2 separate regions of the Mus musculus genome follow, and region 1 is linked to region 2. A link is a loop called in an ENCODE intact Hi-C map of the cell type or tissue named here. Cell type or tissue: heart. All regions are shown on one strand. Links, peaks and the distances in the headings refer to the core of each region. The heading gives the core; the rest is flanking DNA.

What was found. Hi-C counts contacts between places; a loop is a spot of excess contacts. Peaks named below come from ENCODE experiments on the same cell type or tissue, not always from the same donor. Only the 100,000 strongest peaks of a DNase experiment are listed, where the experiment ranks them.
Region 1: a loop joins it to region 2, with 3 times the contacts of the local background. A loop is called at or near these places in 3 of 42 quality-filtered maps.

The regions. Positions count from the first base shown.
Region 1 is chr14:79,390,732-79,398,315 of GRCm38, forward strand. It overlaps Mtrf1 (mitochondrial translational release factor 1), which reads left to right and starts at 7,041. Exons shown (of 11, transcript NM_145960.4): 1 at 7,041-7,305. It also overlaps a transcript of Naa16 not described here. In heart, for the core only: a CTCF peak has its summit at 4,013 (motif pointing right); no DNase peak of the experiment used is centred there; H3K27ac peaks cover 62 bases.
Region 2 is chr14:79,657,863-79,665,446 of GRCm38, forward strand. Cnmd (chondromodulin) reads right to left here and starts at 4,321. Exons shown (of 7, transcript NM_010701.3): 1 at 4,078-4,321; 2 at 3,533-3,676. The coding sequence starts at 4,149. It overlaps Gm41218 (a long non-coding RNA gene), which reads left to right and starts at 5,071. Exons shown (of 5, transcript XR_874848.1): 1 at 5,071-5,111. In heart, for the core only: a CTCF peak has its summit at 3,465; a DNase peak (open chromatin) is centred at 3,489; H3K4me3 peaks cover 826 bases; H3K27ac peaks cover 654 bases; H3K27me3 peaks cover 1,340 bases.

The DNA.
Region 1 (7,584 bases), core at 1,718-6,717, 270 kb before region 2:
GGAAGCCCGCGCGCGCCAAGATGGCGACCAGGGCTCGCCCCGCCCCCCCGCGGGGTGCGCATGCGCAGTCTCGCGGCCAAGAGAAAGACTAGACTCTTCTCACCCGGGAGGTCTCCGGGTCGGTGCAGGGCTGTGGCTCCTGTCACGTCTTAAGCGCCTAGTCATTTACTCGCCCTAATCTCTGGACTGTTCGTCTCACGCTGGTTATTAGGCTTCTGTCCTAGATGATGTAAAACTGTTTTCCGAGTTAACTTTTATTCTTTTGTGCAGTGGAAACCCTGCTTAATACCACGAACACTCTTGGTTTAGAATCCATTTGTCCTTCCTTTTCTTGCTGTTTTTAAAAGGACTCTTAAAAAGAAGCCTTAAACCGGGCGGTGGTGGCGCACGCCTTTAATCGCCTTTAATCCCAGCACTAGTTCTGAGTTCGAGGCCAGCCTGGTCTACAGAGTGAGTTCCAGGACAGTCAGGGCTATACAGAGAAACCCTGTTTCGAAAAACAAAAAACAACAACAAAAAAAGAAGCCTTATCTTTTCATTGCATATGAAAGTAGTGATCAGACCTTGAAATGATGGAACTGGCGAGACAGCCCCTTTAGGCAAAGGATAGGAAGGAGAAAAAAAAAAAAAAGTCTCAGCCGCGAGGGAACCCAACATTTTCAGTAATAATTGCAGAATTTTTACAGATCTACTGATCCTCGAGTCTACTGCCTCTTTCACCACATAGACTACCCAATAATGGGAAAAACAGGATACAATCCTAGAATGTTTCAGGGATGACTTCTCCAAAAAAATGAAACATACTAACAACACGCAAGAACATACAGATAGACATCTGTGACAAGAAGGATCACATACCAGATGTTGGTGTAGTATTAAAAGGTGTGTGTAAACATATGTATATAAACATATAAATTCTGAATCCTAATTTCTGCACGTGCCTGTAGTAATAGTACTGGAAAATCAAGGGCAAGAGGATTACAAGTTCAAAGCCAGGCTAGGCTATGTAGTGAGAGCCTTTTTTTTTTTTTTTTTTTTAAGGGGACGGAAGAAGCTACAGGAATCGGGAAATGGCACATCCTATAAAGTTCATTCTCCAGAACCCTTTTGCTTGTTTTGTTTTTCAGAGACAGGGTTTCTCTGTGTACCCTTCGCTGTCCTGGAACTCACTCTGTAGACCAGGCTAACCTCAAACTCAGAAATCTGCCTACCTCTGCCTCCCTAAAGCTGGGATCAAAGGCGTGCGCCACCACTGTCTAACATGGAAGGTGACTCAAGATAGGGTTGCCCGTGTCAATCACTTGCCAGAGATAACTATAGGTAATAATTCTACATAAGACACCACATTGACAGATGCAATGTTTGCTTTCAGGTGAACTTCATCCTATGCCCCCCACTCCGTCCCCTATGTTTGAGAGGGTTTGATCTTCTTTTGTTTTGTTTTGTTTTGTTTTGTCTTGAGAGAGGGTTTCTCTGTCTAGCCTTGGCTGTCCTGAAAATTGCTCTGTAGACCAGGCTGGACCCAAACTTTTAGAGATCTGCCTGCCTCTGCCTCCCAAGTGCTGGGATTAAAGGCATGTGCCACGGATGCTTGGCCTGAAACAACATTTTTGTTTCTTGAGTTTTTTTTTTGTTCATTTGTTTGGGTTGTTTGTTTGTTTGTTTGTTTGTTTGTTTTTAAAGAAGAAAAAGAAGCCAGCAGTGCTGAAGAGTAGACTCAGTCAAATATTCTAGCTCTTCCAGAGTTCCCAGCACTTGACAACCCCCTCTATACCCAGAGGACCTAATGATTACTCCTAGCCTCTGTGCATTCTCTCTCTCTCTCCTCTCTCCTCTCTCTCTCTCTCTCTCTCTCTCTCTCTCTCTCTCCCCACACACACTACAATTAAAAATAAAATAAATCTTTTTTAAAAAGAAAAAAAAAATACATGGTGGCACACACTTGTAGTTTCAGTCTGGAAAGTTGAGAACAAATCCTCCAGGCTATCTGGTGAGCTCTGTCCTAGTAAAAGACCCTGTCTCAAAAACCAAGGTGGACAGCTCCTGACTTATTTACACTTAAGGTTGCTCTCTGACCTCCACACACATGTACACACAGGTACACCCACTTGTACACATGTACATATATACGCATACCTTAGTTGTCTAGGCTATGGTGGGGTAAAACAGGAGAGCAAGAATTCAAAACAAAACAAAATAAAAAACCTCCACAGGGCTGGAGAGATGGCTCAGTGGTTAAAAGCACTGGCTCCTCTTCCAGGGGACCTGAGTTCAAATTCCAGCAACCACATGGTGGCTCATAAATGTCTGTAATGAGCCGGGCGTGGTGACACATGCCTTTAATCCCAGCACTTGGGAGGCAGAGGCAGGCGAATTTCTGAGTTCGAGGCCAGCCTGGTCTACAAAGTGAGTTCCAGGACAGCCAGAGCTATACAGAGAAACCCTGTCTCAAAAAAAAACAAACAAACAAAAAAATGTCTGTATTGGGGTCTGGTGCCCTCTTTCTGGTGTGTCTGAAAAGAGCAATGGTGGTGTACTCACATGCATAAAATAAATAAATAAATCTTAAAACAAAACAAAACCTCCACTATCTGTGCTGTGGCAATTCCAAGCCCAAACCTTAGACTGTATAACAGATATAATGTCTGCACAAACAGAAAGCCTAAATGAGCCAGCAGCTGTCATTTTATTACTGCCTTCCTGTTTTGTCTGGAACAAAAGTTATTTCTACCTTTCAACAGGAAATGGAGTTATAACATCGTTGTGATCTGCTGTACAGCAGGGTTATATGAATGTAATGCTTAGTCATTTCAAAGCCAAAGCTAAAAGAGAAGTGCTATGCAAATCAAAATGCAGTGTTTCTCAGAAAGAAAGCCAAATTCTGATTGGAAGCACCTGGGATTTCTAGCTAAACATCCCTTCCTGGCACTTTAGACAGGCTGTGCCTCCTTTAGAATCATGCATTAAGTAAAATAACAGTACAACCACATACCTCTTTTATATAACTAGCTGACACAGTAAAATCTAGGAGTTTGCTGTTATTCCCACAACCCATATAACCATGCGATTGAAGGCTGTGGTGGTTTGAATGAAACTACTTCTGTGAACTCACGTATTGGAATGCTTGGTCCCAGCTGATGGAACTGTTGGGGAAGGATTAGGAGATGTGGTCTTGTTGGAGGAGGTGTGTTACTGTCGCTGGGGGTAAGGGGAAGAGGCTTTGAGGTTTCAAAATACCACATCATTCCCAGTTAGCTCCCACTCCATCTCTAATTATTGTCTCAACATGTAAGTAAACTCTCAGCTACTGCTCCATCCCTGTGCCTGCCTATCTGCATCCATCCTCCCCAACATAGACTCACCCTCAGAGGGGTATATTCTAGAAGGAGAGATACTAGAATGCTGGCACCTCCCCTCACCACTTTGTTTCCCAGTTCTTATAAGGTAAACAGACTTAACACCGTGTTCTGCCTTGCCAAAGGTCCCAACGCAAGATGTCCAGGAACTGAAACTTTGACAACTATGAAGAAATTATTTCCTTTTTTGTTTTGTTTGAAGTTTTGGGTTATTTGTTTGTTTGAGGGTTTTGTTGTGGTTATTGGTGGTAGTGGTTTGGTATTTTTGTTTTTGTTTTTGTTTGTTTGTTTGTTTTTAGAGACAGGGTTTCTCCATATAGCCCTAGCTGTCCTGGAACTCACTCTGTAGACTAGGCTGCCCTCAAACTCACTGAGATCCACCTGCCTCTGCCTCCCAGGTGCTGGGATAAAAGGCATGTACCACCACACCTTGTAACACATTTAAAAAAAAAAAAGATTTATTTTATTTATATGAGTACATTGCAGCTGTCTTCAGACATACCAGAAGAGGGTATCAGATCCTATTACAGATGGTTGTGAGCCACCATGTGATTGCCAGAAATTGAACTCAGGACCTTTGGAAGTGCTCTTAACCTCTGAGTCATCTCTAACCTAACACATTTTTTAAAAAGTATGTGCAGTGCCCATGGAAGACAGAAGAGGGCACCAGATTCCCTGGAACTGGGGTTATAGATGATGTGAGGCATCATATAGGTGCTAGGGCTGCAGTCCATTTTCTGTAAGAGCATCAAGTGCTCAAAAGTACTGATCCATCCCTCCAGCCCCAACATAGTTGATAGAGAATGGTTTGCTAAGCTTTAAACATCCTCTTTCAAGCTGAGTTGGGATGCTTGTTTGTAAACCCAGATCTTTGGTGGATAAATGCAGGAGGAACAGAAGTTCAAGGCCATTCTTGACTATACTAGCAAGTTTAGGGACAGCATGGGCTACGTGAGACTCTATCTCAAATATCAACTAAATAAATATGCCTTTTCAATTACATTGTGTTAAGATCTCTTTCTGGGGCTGGCGAGATGGCTTAGTGGGTAAGAGCACTGACTGCTCTTCCAAAGGTCCTGAGTTCAAATCCCAGCAACCACATGATGGCTCACAACCACCCATAATAAGATCTGACACCCTCTTCTGGTGTGTCTGAAGACAGCTACAGTGTACTTATTTATAACAATAAAGAAATCTTTTTTAAAAAGTCTCTTTCTGCATTAATTATCATGCACATGCTACATTGTTTTCTTTGTTTAAAATGTTGGCAAATAAAGCACCGTACTTAAAACTAAATATAACTTAGCTTCAGAATTCTTTTTATATTGAGAGATAGCACAAAGTACATAAAGATTAATTTATATTTTAAAAATGTTCTACATAGGGCTGGAGAGATGGCTCAGTGGTTAAGAGCACTGACTGCTCTTCCAGAGGTCCTGAGTTCAAATCCCAGCAACCACATGGTGGCTCACAAACATCTGTAATGGGATCTGATGCCCTCTTTTGGAGTGTCTGAAGACAGTGACAATGTAGGTACATCTAATAAATAAATCTTAAAAAAAAAGTTGTTCTACATATTCATCAGTCTAGTCAAGCTTTCATAACAAAATACCATAGGCTGGTGGTTCAAATTCCTCGTGGTTTGGAGACCAGGAAGTCCTCATCTTAAACAACAAGGTGAGTTTTGCCTGTTAGCTTATAGGTGGCTACTTTCTGCTTACATGTCTGTTTTGTATGGCAATTTTTCTAACTGACTCTCACAGGTTTTTCTCTGACTTCCATTTGAGTGTGCAAACACACTAAAATTAATATTTTTATTATTTTTGAATTGTGTGTGTGTGTCTGTGTGGATGTGTGCATGTGTGTATGGATGCTTATGGAGGCACAAGACATTGGATCCTCTGGAGCTGGGCTTAGATGCCGTTGTAAACGACCTACTGCGGGTCCTGGGAACTGAACTCAGGTCCCCTGGAAGACCAGTAAGTGCTCTCAACATGTGAGCCATGTCTCCAGCCCCTAATTTTGTTTTTTTGAGAGACACATTTTGTAGTGGCCTTAAGCTAACTATATAGACTTCTGAGTCTCCTGCCTCTACTTCTCAAATGTGACCTGCCTCACAATTCCTGGCAGGAATTCTTAAGTTTTTTATGTATTCAAGTGGGCTTGAGTCTTTAGAGACAGGAACTCACCATTGCCCAGGTAGGTCTGGTACTCTGTAGCCCAAGATGGCCACTAGCCTCCTATCTCAGCTCCTGTGTGGTCGGATTTCAGGTGTGAGCCATCATGCTTGCCTCCTTAGATGCATTATGCTTTAGTTTTCTCTTCTGCAAATGGGTTTTTAAGATCATTATAGAGCCGGGCGTGGTGGTACATGCCTTTAATCCCAGCACTTGGGAGGCAGGGACAGGCAGATTTCTGCGTTTGAGGTCAGCCTGGTCTACAAAGTGAGTTCCAGGACAGCCAGGGCTACACAGAGAAACCCTGTCTCGAAAAAAGAAAAAGAGTATTATGGAACTATATGAACTAATAGGTTTAAAGCATTCAAACTAGTGACTAGTATATAGTAGGCAGAAGTAACTACCTTGAAGTGCATACTAGTAAATGTTAAATATTATTTTGTTGTATGTTGGTTTCTATCTTTTTCTCTCTTTCCACCATTTTTACTCACCCCTCCCTATTTGTGTTTGTTTTTGAGATAGGGTCTTGTGTCTCTAAACACACACGTAAACAACACTATCTTTAAAAATTCTAATTCATAGATATAGTTATCTATTTTGGGGTCCTGTTATGATTTTTTTTTAAATACAAATTTATAGCTCTCTTTGTCATTGTTCTTTTTTTTTTTCTTTTTAAAGTTTTATTTATTTATTATATGTAAGTACACTGTAGCCGTCTTCAGACACTCCAGAAGAGGGCATCAGATTTCCTTACGGATGGTTGTGAACCACCATGTGGTTGCTGGGACTTGAACTCCGGACCTTCGGAAGAGCAGTCGGCGCTCTTAACCACTGAGCCATTTCGCGAGCCCCTATAGTTTTTTTCAGTCAATGTTTTAAACAATACTGGCTAAAAGTGTAACAATTAACAATTCAGAATCTCCTAAAATTGTTTTTGTTTGTTTGGGTTTTTGTTTTGTTTTGTTTTGTTTGTTTTTGTTTGTTTTTTTTTGGGACAGGGTTTCTCTGTATAGCCCTGGCTGTCCTGGAACTCACTTTGTAGACCAGGCTGGCCTCGAACTCTGAAATTCGCCTGCCTCTGCCTCCCAAGTGCTGGGATTAAAGGTGTGTGCCCCCACGCCCCGCTAAAATTGTTAATGATTGGGGGGAGGGAGGTTCCATTTAAAAAACAAACCCCCAAGTCTGTGGATATAGCTCAATGATAGAGCTCTTGTCTTAGCGTGCATGAGTCTCTAGCCTTAACCTCCTGCACTCTGAAACAAAACAAATCAGTAACTTAGAAACTACTGCTTCAAGGGTTGGTAACACGTAAAGAAATTCTTGAGATTTCGCCTATCACATACTGTAGAATTTGATGTGTAAATTAGGGAAAAGGTTCGCTTCTAGGTTTATAAGTATCTGAAAACCCTAAATTTAGGGAGAAAGATGGAGTAAAGGGTCTTAGGGTGGGAAACAAGAAAGCCTGGGGAAGGGTAAACTACAACTCCCAGGATTCCTTGGTTAGGGCACTAGGAGAGGGCGATCCACTTTGGACGTCGCAGCTTCCAGGAGTCAGCTCCAAATCCGTTCCACGCGTGGTCCTTCCAGAGCAGTATCCTACCCGCTTCGTCATTTCATTCTTGTTTACCGTTACGGACACCTAAGGACCATTTCTCTGCAAAGTGGAGGAGGAGCCAGGAACAAACCGTAACCCGGAAGCAGTAGCCTGGGACTGATCATGCTTGCAGTACCTTGAGCTGAAATGTTGCGGTGCACAGGAGGCTCAGTTATCAGTAAGAAACGAGAACGTCAATTTTCTTCTTTTACTTAGATATTCACAATTCTTTCTTGGCCGTAAGAGGGCTTTAAAAAAAATTCCTACTGCCCACTGGTGTTACTTCCGTATAGAATCCATAATACTGACTTACACAACATGATTTTCACATTCTACGCCTGGTGCCCGTTTACTGTCACTTTTAACACACCAGAAACCGAGAATTGCTTTTAAAATGTCGAGTAATACCGGGTTGTGGGGGTGATGTTGAAGCCTTGCTCTTTCTAGGTTTAGGTAG
Region 2 (7,584 bases), core at 994-5,993:
CTGGCTTTCTCTTCTTTCCTTCTTTTTAGGAGTTTAGGTAGCTATCTGTCTTCATTAATCATCCATTATCTAACTATCGTCTGTCTAACGTAGAAAGTGCATGCGTGGTCACGCACAAGTACACATGTGCAAGTCTTCCAAGGGAAAAGACTGAAAACCGATGACAAAATTTCTAACTCATGCCAGGTCAGCCACTCAGCACAGCAAAGAACTGTGACTTTATTCAAGTCTGATTTTCCTCCTTCATTATGAAGAGTGACTACAACTACTGGATAAACACTAGAAAACGCAGCCGTTATTACAGGATCGTTACTTGGAGAAAACTCATTAGTACTAGACTCACAGAGCACTATTTTATCATCAGAGATGTGGGAATGGCTCTGTCACTCCTACCCTTCCTTCCAGGCAGCCGGCTTCCTTTAAGAAATATCGGTACCACTCCAGCATGTCCATCCCTGCCTCCCTGCCTCCTTCCAGGAACCCAGCAGCCTCCAGTTCCCTAAGCCACACTGCCTGGGGGGCCACCCCGTAGGATTCAGACTCAGCGGAGATGGAGCAGAGCCCAGCAGCCTGTTCCAGTTTCTCCCTCAGAAGCAGCCCAGTTATAGAAGCCTGGAGTTTTGTTTTTTGGTTTTGGCTAAACCAGGCCTTTCTGTACGCCAGCTGAGAAAGCAGGCTCTGTTCTGCCCTGGGAGCTCAGAGCAGCCATTGTACACATGGGTTAGCAGTGACTGTTAGAGGAACCTGGCCTGTGAGTTCACCGCTCAGATGACAGCAAACTAAGGCAGTGCAACACTTAAGAATCTAACCATTTAGAAATTCTTGTTGGCCGGTTCCTCTTTATTCCCCCACCCCATACATATCACAGTTTATCACACTATGTACCAGGCTGGCTTTGACCCTTCCAGTCGGAATTTCACTTTCCAACAGTTGCACTTTTCTTCTCAGGAGAGGATCCCTAGCTACAGTCTGCCTGGCACTCTCATGCTGGTGGTTGCAGGAAAAGCCTGTGCCCTCTTGGAGTGGTGGGTAGGAGTGGGGGAGGGTGGGAGGCAGTCTGCAGTTTCCAGAGTTCTGGGCCCTGAGCAGGGCAGAAAGCTGAATTGCTGGAATGGCAATTACATTATCTTCTCTAAGCCCAGAGAGGGAGATGTTGGCACCTCAGGCTATTTCTCACCAAGTACAATGAAGTTTATTATTTGCCAAAATTCTGCTCAATATGGTGCCTTTTACAGCCAAGGATATTTGCTAATGAGTTTTTAATAAGGCCTCGGTTCTATAAGATTAATTACATAATGTTTGGGAAAATGTCTAGAAAAATTAATCTAAGAAAAAGGCCGCAAGCAATGGTCTCCCCACCTCACTGAACTGGTAGAGTTGTCAGTTGCCTGGCACTGATGGGAATTTCCAATGTCTCAACGCCTTGTTCCATTTACAATAATGTGGATGAAAAATGGCCTCAATATTTGAGCTCTGTCAGCGATCCCCTCATGATTAGTGCCCTGTGCTTGGTAACCCTCCAGCTAAATTTGAGCAGAACTGTCCTTTGGGGTTGAACCCTATGAAAGGGAGAGGTGAGAACTTCACAGCTGGTGCGTCTTTGTAAACTAATGCAGAGAGCCCAGGCCTGAAACTCTCCAGAGAACAGGGAGTCCATTAGCTTGATGATCGTTCCTGTGTGATAGATACTTATCTTTTTTGACTATGCTGTCTTTGGGTGATTTAAGTTATATTCAAAGACAGCAGATCCATGCATGTGCATAGCATAGATACTGCCAAATGCATTCTACTTCAAATTCTGTGATTTGTTTGCCAGACTTAAATAATATGGAACAGCATTAGACAAATTTTTTTCCAGAAAACAAAAATGCCATGATTTTCTTCATTCTCCTGTCTGAGTAGGAAATAGCAATAACTTTGATTGTTAGCAATAAAATGTGATTTACTATTCCTCCATATTCTTAGAATTTAATACTGCTCTTTTAAACCAAACATCTTGCAGGAAAATGAAAGATATGAGAAGTGGGAGCCCACTTCTTCAGGGTGATGGCTTATTCTAAGAAGCTTGTCAGCTAGCCATGTTTGTCTTTAATTAAATGCCAAATGGTATTGCTTTCATGGCCAAAATATTTACAAAAACAAAACAAAAAACCCTTAAAAATCAAAGCTATTTTTTGTCTTTAAATTACTTTCATCATCGAGATTTTGTTGTCTAAAAGATAGTATTTGTACTCTAACACCATCAAATTTCCCCAAGGGTGACAATCTCAAGCCTGCTACTAATGGAGACATAGACATTTAAAATCACTCTCATGTTCAAATTCTGTGCTTTCACATATGAGCATCCACCAGTGTCTATATTTAAAATACAAATACATTAAGGCACTTTTCAAATCCACACAAAATACAGCGCAATTCCGATCTTACAAATTGATGCTTGTAAATTTGATATAGTCTCTAAAACAGACTCTGTGCTAAATGGCTTGCTTATCTACATGAGGCTTTTGAGTTAAAAATACAAATTATGCAGTGACTGCAGAAGATGTGTTGTGTAAAATGGTTGAATTGCTTTCAGCACCATTTTCTCTAAGTACTGGAATTTGTTCATGCCTTGAATTTCATGGTGGGAGAGGAGGAAAAGAGGCAGTCAGCGAACCTTGGAGGACAGTGATTAAGAAAGAGCCCTTTGTGTGCTCCCTGGAGATGGAATTCTTTTCCATTAGCTGGAATAAGCTTATACCCGGTATGGCAATGGTCATCAAGATAAAATGTCCCCTTTTACATAGGTGGACACACTCAGGTATTTAGAGAACGCATTGGAACTCTGCCCAGTTCAGACAGAAACGCTTTTTATACTCCTTGAGAGAGTCTATCCAGCCTTAATCTCAATGAGCACATAAAGGGAGGAGAGTCGTTAGTGAGACTGTTGCCATTAAATCACAGGTGAGCACACTGATTCTTAAAAGAGATTTGTTACCTCTAAGGAAGTCTGACTTTTTGTTTTAACACAGAATAGGGAGAATGAATAAATAGGTCACAAACAGGAGAACTTTCTTGTTAAAAGAGTTTCCCTCAGCTGTAGGATTGAATATTCTTTCTACCCTTTGTCCTATTTAAATTTATGGCTTTCCTCAGCTGGGACAGGCATCAAGGATCATTTACTTTCATTTCTTTCTTTCTGGAGAAGAAGCTCAGAGAGGTCACGTGCCCTACCCACTGCCTCACAACTGCTTGGTAAGCTGCGTTAGGCTGGGATGGCAGAAAATGGCTTTTCCCACAGTGTCCAGGGCGTTCTCGAACAGTCCCCGTTTCTGTTTTCAGCCTAGGAACCCTGAGCTTGCCTACCCTGTACCCTGTACCCACTTTAGGCTAGACCTGAGAAGGGAGGTGTCCAAGAGAACCAAGGGGACCAAAGGGAGCAGCAGGCTGTGCCCGCTGGCCGAGCAGCGCTCTGGCTCCACCTAGGGGTTCGGCCACCCTGCGCACCTGGCGGCCCTTGCATCCCAACTGGGGAGTCACTCGTTGAACTTACGTGATTGTCATTCCCCTTCCAGAAGTAGAAGGCCCCGATGGCCCCGAAGAGCAGCAGTACCGCGCCAGAAATGAGGACCACAGCTCCTACCTTGAGCAGCCGTGTTGGGCTCCCGGAGGGCTTCACGGTGACGGTGGTGTACGCCTGCGGGGCAGGAGATGGACTGGTTGCCGTGCCACCCACACTCGCGATCCCTGCATCCTGTCCCGGGGGAACCGCGAGGACTGGAGTAGGAAACCTTGGCCCCAAGAACACTCAGAGGTTGCCTTGCGAGTGTCCCTTGTCCTCAGACATGGAAGTACCATAGCAGACTCTTCCCTAGGCCGGCCCCCTAGTACTGCACCCTCTGCTCCACGCCTGTGGTGGATCCTCTGTACCCTGACACTCTCCCCCCACACTGGACATTCTCATTTGATTCCCTCATCACCACACATCCAAAGGCCCAAATCCCTGATCCCAGAAGTGGACCTGGCACCCACAGGAAGCCGGGGTCTCTGTGTCTGGACTTACTCCACAGCAGTCCTGGGGACCCAGGAGGTACTCACCGGGGGACTGCAAAACTCAACGTCCTCAGGCCCTACCATGGTGATAGGAACTTTGTCTGAGTTCTCTGTCATGGCTGAAGATGGAGAAGTAAGATACGCGAAGACCCTATCCCACTGTCCTAACTGTTCCAACTGTCCTCTTGTCCCTACAACGAATGCCCCCTGTACAACAGCAGCAGCAGGAGCAGCAGCAGCAGCAACAGCAGCGTCCTGCTCTGGCCAGCCCTTCTGTCCCCACCCCTTCCAGCACCTCACCTCTCCCCTCCCTCTTCCCTCCACCCTGGAGCAGCCTACTCAGCTTATCCTGTGTTCTCAGATGTGTCCTCCCCATCACTCTCTCCCCTCCAAAAACCCAGAGGGACATCCAGACAGGTTTGAGTATGTAAGGGATGTTGAGCCTTGGAACCCCACCAGCACCCCCAGTTACTAGCTTGCCAGGATTTCTTAGAGTATCAGAGGGCTTTGCAGTGTGACACTGGCTGGAGCCTATTTCTCCAAGGGGCCCTGGAAGCAGAATGAGAGGGGAGTGTGATGAGAGATGGGGGGCCTGTCTCAAGTGCCAATGTTAAGATACCCTTTCTACTAGGGTTTCCGCTGGAGGTGGGAACTGCTGGACTCCCCTGGAACTAGAGCATGGGGCAGAATGTTGGAGATGGCCTTTGCCACTGGGTCCTCTAAGGGAGGGGTTTAATTGCTGCAACAGTGCAGCAAAAGCAGAAGGGTCCTGAAGCAGAGGAAACGGGGAGCCTGGAATGAAAGAAAATGCCTATAGTTAAGTCCACACTGATTAAACAGCAGAAAATGTGTTTCCCAAACACTGATTGGCTACGACCAAAGGAACAAATAAAAGGTGGTTACGTATCATTTACATATATGTAGTAAATAGCTCCATTAAGTGGACAGAGAACATGGTTTGCTTTTTTGTTGTTGACAGTCTCATGTAGCTCAGGATGACCCAGAACTCCATATGTAGCTGAGGATGACCTTAAACTTTGAACTTTCCTCCCGCCATCTCTGGAGTGCTGGGAGCACAGGTATTGGCCAATGCTCCTGATTTTATGAGGTCCCGGGCATGCTTTTCTCTGAGGCACGTACCCACCTTTGAAGAAAATGTCTTCTTCCGTGGTACCTCACTTGGAGCCAGGGCTCCTCAATTCACACTGGGAAATTTAGTTGTTTTAGAACTCTCTGCTGAGAAGTGACTGAGGGCTGGTGCTTGGGAGGTCCTGAGCAGAGGGACCGTGGATGTGCAAGGCTGCAGCAGGAGAGTGTTTAAGGATCAAGAAAGGCATTGTTGCGTGGAGATGTGGCTCTTAGGCTAAGAGCTCGGATGTGGGGCTGCAAGGGAAGAGAGGAATGGAAAACACTGTCACTGTCACCACAGAGCTGGCAGCACCTGCTGAGTCTCAGGGGATGATTTCAGACCTACCAGGACTATGAGAATTGCAGAAGACCGGGTGAGGGGCTATGTTGGGAGGGACAGTGTTTAGACTGTTAAGCTTGATGGCAAAAAGAGTCTAGTGATCAGTCTAAGGCACTTTGTCTGCACACCCTGTGGATGCGTGTAAAATCCTTGCCTGCACACCCCCTGGATGCGTGTAAAATCCTTGCCTGCACACCCTGTGGATGCGTGTAAAATCCTTGCCTGCACACCCCCTGGATGCGTGTAAAATCCTTGCCTGCACACCCCCTGGATGTGTGTAAAATCCTTGCCTGCACACCCCCTGGATGTGTGTAAAATCCTTGCGTGCACACCCCCTGGATGCGTGTAAAATCCTTGCCTGCACACCCCCTGGATGCGTGTAAAATCCTTGCCTGCACACCCCCTGGATGTGTGTAAAATCCTTGCCTGCACACCCCCTGGATGTGTGTAAAATCCTTGCCTGCACACACCCTGTGGATGCGTGTAAAATCCTTGCCTGCACACCCCCTGGATGTGTGTAAAATCCTTGCCTGCACACCCCCTGGATGTGTGTAAAATCCTTGCCTGCACACCCCCTGGATGTGTGTAAAATCCTTGCCTGCACACCCCCTGGATGTGTGTAAAATCCTTGCCTGCACACCCCCTGGATGTGTGTAAAATCCTTGCCTGCACACCCCCTGGATGTGTGTAAAATCCTTGCCTGCACACACCCTGTGGATGCGTGTAAAATCCTTGCCTGCACACCCCCTGGATGTGTGTAAAATCCTTGCCTGCACACCCCCTGGATGTGTGTAAAATCCTTGCCTGCACACACCCTGTGGATGCGTGTAAAATCCTTGCCTGCACACCCCCTGGATGTGTGTAAAATCCTTGCCTGCACACCCCCTGGATGTGTGTAAAATCCTTGCCTGCACACCCCCTGGATGTGTGTAAAATCCTTGCCTGCACACCCCCTGGATGTGTGTAAAATCCTTGCCTGCACACCCCCTGGATGTGTGTAAAATCCTTGCCTGCACACCCCCTGGATGTGTGTAAAATCCTTGCCTGCACACACCCTGTGGATGCGTGTAAAATCCTTGCCTGCACACCCCCTGGATGTGTGTAAAATCCTTGCCTGCACACCCCCTGGATGTGTGTAAAATCCTTGCCTGCACACCCCCTGGATGTGTGTAAAATCCTTGCCTGCACACCCCCTGGATGTGTGTAAAATCCTTGCCTGCACACCCCCTGGATGTGTGTAAAATCCTTGCCTGCACACACCCTGTGGATGCGTGTAAAATCCTTGCCTGCACACCCCCTGGATGTGTGTAAAATCCTTGCCTGCACACCCCCTGGATGTGTGTAAAATCCTTGCCTGCACACACCCTGTGGATGCGTGTAAAATCCTTGCCTGCACACCCCCTGGATGTGTGTAAAATCCTTGCCTGCACACCCCCTGGATGTGTGTAAAATCCTTGCCTGCACACCCCCTGGATGTGTGTAAAATCCTTGCCTGCACACCCCCTGGATGTGTGTAAAATCCTTGCCTGCACATCCCACTGATGGTACAGGGGTAGAGCCCAGTGAGATCCAGCTGGGCTTCTCCTGGCCTCTGCTGAATGAGGATAAGCAGATAGCCTTTCCTGAGAACACGGTCCCAGGAATTTCCGGGAAACCAGAGACCCTACAGAGAAGGCGAGTCTTAGTACAGACCGCATATAGTTGAAAGAGATTGTTCAGCAGAGTCCAAAGTTGAAAACCATGAGAACCGTGAAGGGCTCTGGATTTTTTGCCGTCAGGAGGCAGGGGAAACCTACAGAACAGCATTTGTCTTATTGGGCATATAACATGTATCACAAGAGGTTACACAGCGACTAAACATAGGTGCCACTAGTATCATATATGGGAATTCACTTTTATAATATAGAGTGGTTCTAGGATCTGTAAGAGACCATCTCCAACCAGGCAAAAGGTAGGAAGAGATGACTTACAGAGGGAGAAACACAAATGGCTGGAAGAGAAGAAGTGCTTGAGTAAAACCATAGGGCAGATCCACAGTGTGCCTTTAGCGCTACCCATGTGCATTTGAACGTAGGGCAAGGACA